Regions from separate parts of the Homo sapiens genome. Here regions 2 and 3 are each linked to region 1. Evidence: chromatin loops called from intact Hi-C (ENCODE). Cell type or tissue: IMR-90. All regions are shown on one strand.

What was found. Hi-C counts contacts between places; a loop is a spot of excess contacts. Peaks named below come from ENCODE experiments on the same cell type or tissue, not always from the same donor. Only the 100,000 strongest peaks of a DNase experiment are listed, where the experiment ranks them.
Region 2: it touches region 1 in a loop (5-fold over the local background); 1 of 110 quality-filtered maps calls a loop at or near these places.
Region 3: a loop joins it to region 1, with 4 times the contacts of the local background. A loop is called at or near these places in 1 of 110 quality-filtered maps.

What each region holds. Positions count from the first base shown.
Region 1 is chr2:48,852,171-48,854,670 of GRCh38, forward strand. No RefSeq gene overlaps it. Among named protein-coding and RNA genes, the nearest start is that of LHCGR, 98 kb to the left of the region's middle. In IMR-90, no CTCF peak of the experiment used is centred here; a DNase peak (open chromatin) is centred at 941; H3K27ac peaks cover 2,165 bases.
Region 2 is chr2:48,722,059-48,724,558 of GRCh38, forward strand. The region is part of intron 10 of STON1-GTF2A1L (STON1-GTF2A1L readthrough); the gene reads left to right. It overlaps LHCGR (luteinizing hormone/choriogonadotropin receptor), which reads right to left. Exons shown (of 11, transcript NM_000233.4): 5 at 1,564-1,638; 6 at 1,398-1,475. Among named protein-coding and RNA genes, the nearest start is that of LHCGR, 32 kb to the right of the region's middle. In IMR-90, no CTCF peak of the experiment used is centred here; a DNase peak (open chromatin) is centred at 1,283; H3K27ac peaks cover 1,688 bases.
Region 3 is chr2:48,714,428-48,716,927 of GRCh38, forward strand. The region is part of intron 10 of STON1-GTF2A1L (STON1-GTF2A1L readthrough); the gene reads left to right. The region is part of intron 6 of LHCGR (luteinizing hormone/choriogonadotropin receptor); the gene reads right to left. Among named protein-coding and RNA genes, the nearest start is that of LHCGR, 40 kb to the right of the region's middle. In IMR-90, no CTCF peak of the experiment used is centred here; DNase peaks (open chromatin) are centred at 94, 1,004 and 1,744; H3K27ac peaks cover 2,136 bases.

The DNA.
Region 1 (2,500 bases):
GAATGTATTCTCTAGTAGGGCAGGAAACTCTCTGTCTTGTCTTTGTGTCTGTAACAAATGGTAAATTCTCAGTAAACATTGATTTAGTTGATGAATGAATAAAGGAAGAGTTGTGGATAGGATGGAGCTTGGAATTTAAATTGGAAAGAGATTAAGGTGAAACCTTGAAGAGGTAGTGAACATCCAGACATCAGAGGAGTAGCTAAGGAAAGCTGGAAGGTGGGAGGCTATGCACTGACAGTAGGACATTGGAATGTATAATGTCACAGGTGAAAAACACTTAGGGCAATTTTAATAGCCAGGGAAGTTATTTTTAATTATCCTTGGGGAGGTCATGGGGTCCTTTGACAATAAAATGGAAAGTATGGGCTCTCTAGGAAAGTACACAACATATGCATAAAATTTTGCATTTACTTCAGGAAGCCTACAGTTGTCCTCATCTTCAGTGAATGAGGGAGTGAGTTGGAGGTCAAAAATGACATTATAAGGAGGATAAAGTTATAGTGGTTAATGGTATGAGCCTTAAAAGACATTTCCTCCCAACACTGCATCATGGCACCTTAACTTATGCCAGAGTTGGTAATAGTGAGTGGGTTGCAAGTAAGAGATATATGGGCCACTTAGAATTGGTTACTGGGCCAAGATGGGGCAAAAGGAAATGAGATTTTCACCCCCTCCCCTTTATTTTAGGTTTGTAAGTATAATGTATGCTATAAAGTATAAAATAACTACTCAAGTTATCAACACTGTTCTTTTGGGACCGCATGCTCTTTGAAAATGAAGCTCTGGGGAAATGGGTAAGATAGCTGTAACCATAGACTCATGCAAAAGGGATGATAAATGTTGAATCTGGGGACAAGGGTCTTCTGACAACTGTTCTGAAAGGGTTATATTTCACAATTCTCACCACAAAGCATGGAATGAAATTTGAAGCTTTTATGTGATCATGTAGAAAGAATCTCTTATTGTTTATTAACTCTACAGGGTTGAGAATGCTGAAAATGAAACACAGAGATAGCATTTATAGTTGCTACATTACAGTATCAGTTAGATTTACATCTTCGCCAGGGCTGTGGCTAGTTAGAACATTGTTTGGGAAGCAGTGGAATCTAGACAACTGAGATGAGGGTTTCCAAGAGAATCCTGGGCATTTGGAGACTCTGGTTCTCCAAACTGCTGTAGGCACATCACACTACCCTTTCCTTAGGGGAGAAAACTGGCAGTTCTCCCTCATTCTCAGTGGCAGAGACCACTGGTTATCCCTTAATACTCTTTCTCCCTTTCTTCTAGAGAAATAGAATTTCTGATTTTTTGAGGGGTCCAAGGCATCTCAGAGTAAAGATTCCATTTTCGAGACCCCTTGTAGTTCAGTGGGATGATGTAGCTAAATTTTGGCAAGTGGGATAAGAGTGACTGGCGCAACTTCCAGGAATGGATTTTTCTCTTCTCTTTCTCTTTTTTCCTTCTTACTGGTTAGAATTCAGATATGATAGCTTAGATCAAATCAATCTATTGAATCATTAGGAGCCTATTGGACATAATGGAGCAATAAGATAATAGAATCTGGGTTCCTGGCACCATGGAATGCTATATTAGCTCTGGGCCACCTACCTGGACTTTTACGGGAGAGAAATATAATCCTGTCTTGCTTAAGCTATTGTTATTTGAGGTTTTTGTTACTCTCACCTGCCTAATTCTTATCCTTCTTGTCAGACACTCAGTGAGGTAGGGGAGGAATCTGATGATTTTATCAAGTAACCTGCTTTATGAATTATGGTTCGTGTTCCTGTGAATCTTGCTTCTGCTGATTTAGAGGTCTTGATATCTAAAGGGGAAATTCTTCCATCAGTGACAGGAATAGGTCCATTGAATCAGAAGCTGAGACTGCCACTTGGCCCATGTTAGGCTTCTCACACTATTTGCAAACAGAAAAAGGTGGTTATGAAGTTGACTGGATGACTCACCTTGATTACCAAGGAGAAGACAGGTGGCTACTATGTAAAAAATGGGTGCAATCTGAGGAAGCCTTTATGGTGCCAAGCCAAGTGGTCAAGGTTAATGTGTAATTGCTGTATCCCTCTACAGGAAAAACCATCAGGGGCTCAAACCCCCTGGAAGAGTCATTTCTCCTGTCTTGACAACCCAGCTGGTTCTTCAGAGGTTCTGGTTAAAGGTCAGAGGAACATAGAGTGGATATTAGAAGTCATGGAAAACTATAAACATCAGCTGTAGTATTATGGCCAGCTGGAGAAATGAAGTTACAGCCTCTACTTGCATCTTCTTTCATACTGTATAACATTTAAAAAAAGTTTTTCTTGCATTTTCGCTTTTCTACTCAGTTTACTTGGGGTTGCTTAACATTTATCATTTAACACTTAAGTGCAGACCATAGAGATATAATCATGAGAAGTTCGAGACCTAGAGAGTTCGAGACCTAAAGAACTCTGTGTATATGTGTGTGTGTGTGTGTGTGTGTGTGTGTGTGTGTGTGTGTGTGTGT
Region 2 (2,500 bases), 130 kb before region 1:
AGAATCACTTGAACCCAGGAGGCAGAGGTTGCAGTGAGCCAAGATTGCGCCACTGCACTCCAGCCTGGTGACAGAGCGAGACTCAGTTGCAATAAAATAAAATATGCTGCCCAGGATGCTGCTTCTGAATGGTACGGCAGTGGAGGGCTCCCATGTGAAGATGTATGGCAGGGATTCCAGAGGGAAGGAAGTCTGGCAAGTGTCCTGTGAAGAACATGGGTTGAGTTATCTTAGTGGAGTGCTCCTCAAACTTTAATGTACATGTGAATCACTTGGGATCTTGTAAAAAGCATATTCTGAGTTAGTAGGTCTGCGGTGAGCTATTTCTAACTAGAGGATATGGTTTAGATCTGTGTTTCCACAAAATTGCATTACAAATTATAATCCCCAGTGTTGGAGGTGGGGCCTGGTGGGAGGTGACTGGATCATGGGGGTGGTTTCTCATGGATGGTTTAGCACCATCCCCCTAGTGCTGTTCTTGTGATAGAGTTCTCATGAGATCTGATTGTTTAAAAGTGCGTGACATCTCCCTGCTCTCTCTCTTCCTACTGCTCCTGGCCATGTGAGGTGCTGGCTCACCCTTCACCTTCCATCAGTATTGTAAGTTTCCTGAGACCTCCCCAGAAGCTGAGCAGATGCCAGAATCATGCTTCCTGCAAAGCCTGCAGAATTGTGAGCCAATTAAAACCTCTTTTCTTTATAAATTACCCAGTCTCAGGTAGTTCTTTATAGCAATGTGAGAATGGACTTATACACCAGCTCTCAGAAGATGCTGAAGATCATGGCTCATAGTTTGAATAGTGAGGCCTTAGGAAACACCATGAAAGGGATAGCCTGGTAACCTGACGAGTAACTGTCAAATAAAAACACATTATTTTTAAGCATTAAGGAATAGAGAGAATGAGTATAGATAGTGTTGCTTCAGAAGCAAAGTGAGAGGGACCCAAGAGGAAGGCGAAAATGAGAGAGACAGAGCAAGGTCCATTGATCAACTACTTTTCCTACTTGGAGAATATCCTTCCAAACTCTTCTCTGTTGAAATCTTGAAATTTCTATGCTCTTTTTAAGCCAGGAAAGCCACTCCTCTCTAGACTGTGTCTTCCCAGCCTTAGAGCATTCTCCATTAATGCAGTGAACAATTTCATAAGTTTGAGACTCAGTCACTAAAAATCCTCAGGGCCTGTTTGGTTAAACTGAATTGGTTGGTTGGTTGTCATGTGAACATATGACCCAGCTGTGATCTTACACAACTCCCTTCACCCTTAGCATTTTAGGTTAAGAAGAATGTCACCAGTGAGTGAGGAATGTGGTAAAACATGAGAAAAAGCTCACCCCAACCTAGTAGTGAGACTAGCAGGAGGCTGTATGGCAGAACACAAATCTGGGAGTTTACTCACAGTGTTACAGATTCATTATTCATCCCTTGAAAAGCATTTCCTGGTATGGTGGTTATGTGTAAGTTATCACAAATTTCCCTTGAGGAAAGAAATGAGAAATATTTACTTTCTAAATTTTAGCTGCAAATAGGAAACTGTTATGCATAGCAATCAGCCTGGTACTTACAGAATGAAATTTGATTCAGAGGAGAAGACCTTCGTAACATCTGGAAACTTTCTGATGCCTGTGTTACAGATGCTCCTGTGATTAGGGACAGGATAGTGGTGTGGGCAGAGAGTGGGTAAAAGTGATTGTCATTAAGACATAAAGATAAAAAGAGAGTACAAAGGCATTTTGCAAATACAACTTTCACATTAAATTTAAAAATATTGAGTTTGGTGTTATCAGGACTACTTTTAGCTGAGAAAGATTGTTGCAATTTAGAAGTCCCTCATGCTGTGGGAGAAGATGCTTTAATGACTGCTATTTAGAGACCTGGGGACTGGGGCCAAATTTAAAGGTCTTTTTCATTTATATTTGTAGCCTGTCTTTTCTTATTAAATCAATCACATTTTCCCGTATTGCATTCCACTTTCTTTTGGTAATTAGTTTATTACAAGCTCTTGATAGTTCGAGAAAGCATCCTTAAATTTTGGAGCAGGTTTTGATTCAAATACTTCAAGAAAATTAATCTTTTATGATAAATCCATATTGCTCATTATTAAAAATCTTCCCTTATTTAGCTATCTTGCAATTCAGGAAGTTCTTCTTTGCATCTCATTGAAATCACTAAACATTGTTTTGGTGTTTGGGACTATTCAAGGCTCTTCTTTTCTTCCCACCTTTTATTTAGCCTCTGAAGAGGAGAGAGGCTTAAGTGATAGGTGAAATTGAAGAGTATTTTATTACAAGAATGGGGCTCCCTCAGAGTCTAGGCATCTGGATTTCCCCACTGGAGTTTTAGATTCACCAGTCATGGGATCTGGACAACTAATATGAACTGTCTGTCACCCTCGTGACAATGAAACAAAGCCAGGTTTCTCTTCTGGCTCTCTCTGGTTCTCCTTCTTATCCAAAAGCCCAGGTCACACTGGATCTCTGCTCTGTCTACAGCTGGGGATAG
Region 3 (2,500 bases), 140 kb before region 1:
GGGTTTTCTGGGTGTTGAAAGCTGAGGGCAGAGGAAGCCTCCAGCACTGAGCCCACTTTTTTTTTTTTTTTTCTTGGATGAGTATGTGGTTTTGCTGATGTCAGATTTGGCTCCACAACCAAGAAGATTTCAATGTCTGTAAACAGTCCTTTAAGACCATTAGTGCATAGTGAATCAATTTACTTGGGCATAACCAGCATTTAAAAAATCTACATAGAAAAAATAAAAAGTATTAGAGCATTTTGCAAGTGATTAGGGTATTAATGTTTATGAAACTTTATCCCACCATTTTTTATGGTATATACCTATAAATACACACACACACAAACACACACACATACATGTATACTTCTACCCAGAATAAGACATAAGAGGATCCTTAGAACACAGATATGGGGAAATGTTTGAGCCACAAAGGAGTCTAGAGGGAATCAAGCAGCACATTGTCATTTTGCAAAGAAGGAAATAGGCTCAGTGAGGGAAAGTGACTTGTCTAAAGCCTACAACTGGCATAAATGGGACTAGGATATGCTTTGTCTGGGGCTACATCCAGCACATCAATTTTGCTGATTCTTTTTACTTTTCCTCCACTGATATCCTCATGGGCTACCCATCCTCTTCCTGCAGGATTGTATTTCGTGTCGTGTTCTCAGTGGGGCCTTTACTGGCTGCCCTATTTAAAACACCAATTTCCTGTTTCCCCCTACTTTCCCTATACTCCTTCCCTGATTTGCTTTGCCTCCGTTGCTTTATCATCATCTGACCCATGATTACATTTTATGTTTTTATTGTTTACCTCCTCCGTGAGAACATATCCTCCTGTATCTAGAACAGTGCGTGGCACCTGGGAGTATTACAGTAAATATATATTAAATAAATTGGATGACCAAATGGGAATTTCTTACCATAAATCATAGCCAAACAAGTTTGAAAGCTACTGCCTTAGATGGAAATATTTGTATAAATTCTTTGTGAATGATGATGTAAAACCCACGTGAGAAAGGGCTGTGGTGTGATGTAAAGTTAAACTCCTTATATCTGCCAACACCCTAACTTCCCTTTGCAGGATTGCTGGAAGCTGGCCAGGGACAGGCTGTGGGGTGTGACTTGAGAAATGGTTCAGAAACATGCTTCACTTGTTCCTGCTCCAGGTAGCTGTTGTCTGCAAGGCCTCTCTAGTCTTTGTTAAACAAAATGAGCATGGAGCTTCACTTTGTGGGGTGTGAGTATGTGTGTAACATCAACAGCATGTATGTACTCTGTGTGTATGTATGTGTGGTCTCCTTCCACCAACCCACAACACAGCTGAGACAAACCAACATATAAATAAAGGTGTGACTCATGTTGAAGTATAATATTTAAGCTCTGAAATTCAGAAAATATAACTAGAGATTACAAAATAATTCTTAAGTCTCCTCGTTAGAGTCAGTTCAAAGAGGGCAGGGGAGAATATTTAATTCATTTCTTAAACTCCTGGGGCCTCACAGAATGCCTGGTGCCTAGCTCAGTCAATAGCCTGAGTAAAGCAGCAGCTTTGCCCTTCCCCGGGAAGGGGAGGCTTCCATGGTTTCCCAGGCTCTCATATGCTTTCTTCTGAGATTCTTCAGAGTTTACAGCTTCACATACTAGCTCTCCCATATTGGATTACTGGATGCCACTTTCAATAGTTTTCATCCCTTTCTATATTGCAGAATCTGAAGCATGTTTCTGAACCATTTCTCAAGTTACACCCCACAGCTTGTCCCTGGCCAGCTTCCAGCAACCCTGCAAAGAGAAGCTAGGGTCTTGGCAGATACAAGGAGCTTAACTTTACATCACACCACAGGCCTTTCTCAAATAACTTATATTTCCATCTAAGTCAGTAGCCTTCAAAATTGTTTGGTTATGATTTATGGTAAGAAATTCATCTTACATATTCTCATTTGGTCATCCCATTCATTTAATGTATATTTACTGTAATACTCCCAGGTGCCAGGCACTGTTCTAGATACAGGAGGATATGTTTCTCTGGAGGAGGCAAACAATAAAAACATAAAATATAATCATGGGTCAGATGATGATAAAGCAATGGAGGCAAAGCCAATCATCAGTTTCACATACTAGCTCTACCATGTTGGATTACTGGATGCCACTCTCAGTAGTTTTCTTCCCCTTCTATATTGTGGAATCTGAGAACATAGGTACAGGGTTGATGCCTGTTGTCTTGCATAATTATACACAACCTTGTTGTTTCCTTAGAAGCTCAATTTCACCAGAATTTTTTAAAATTTTGCACCTAGGATGTTAGTCTTTGGCAGTCTCCTGTCATTTTAGGGGTTGAATTCCTTTATAGCAGTCTCTTTTAGATAAAGGAATCACACTCTTTTTCTGAACTTCCTTAAGTTTGATTTCTTAGACTCTTGCCCGGTATTTGTCAAAACTTTCTCCTCCATCCACTGAATTAGAATCACCTGGAGTTGCTTGTCAAAAATGCAGACTCAGACCTATTAAATCAGAAACT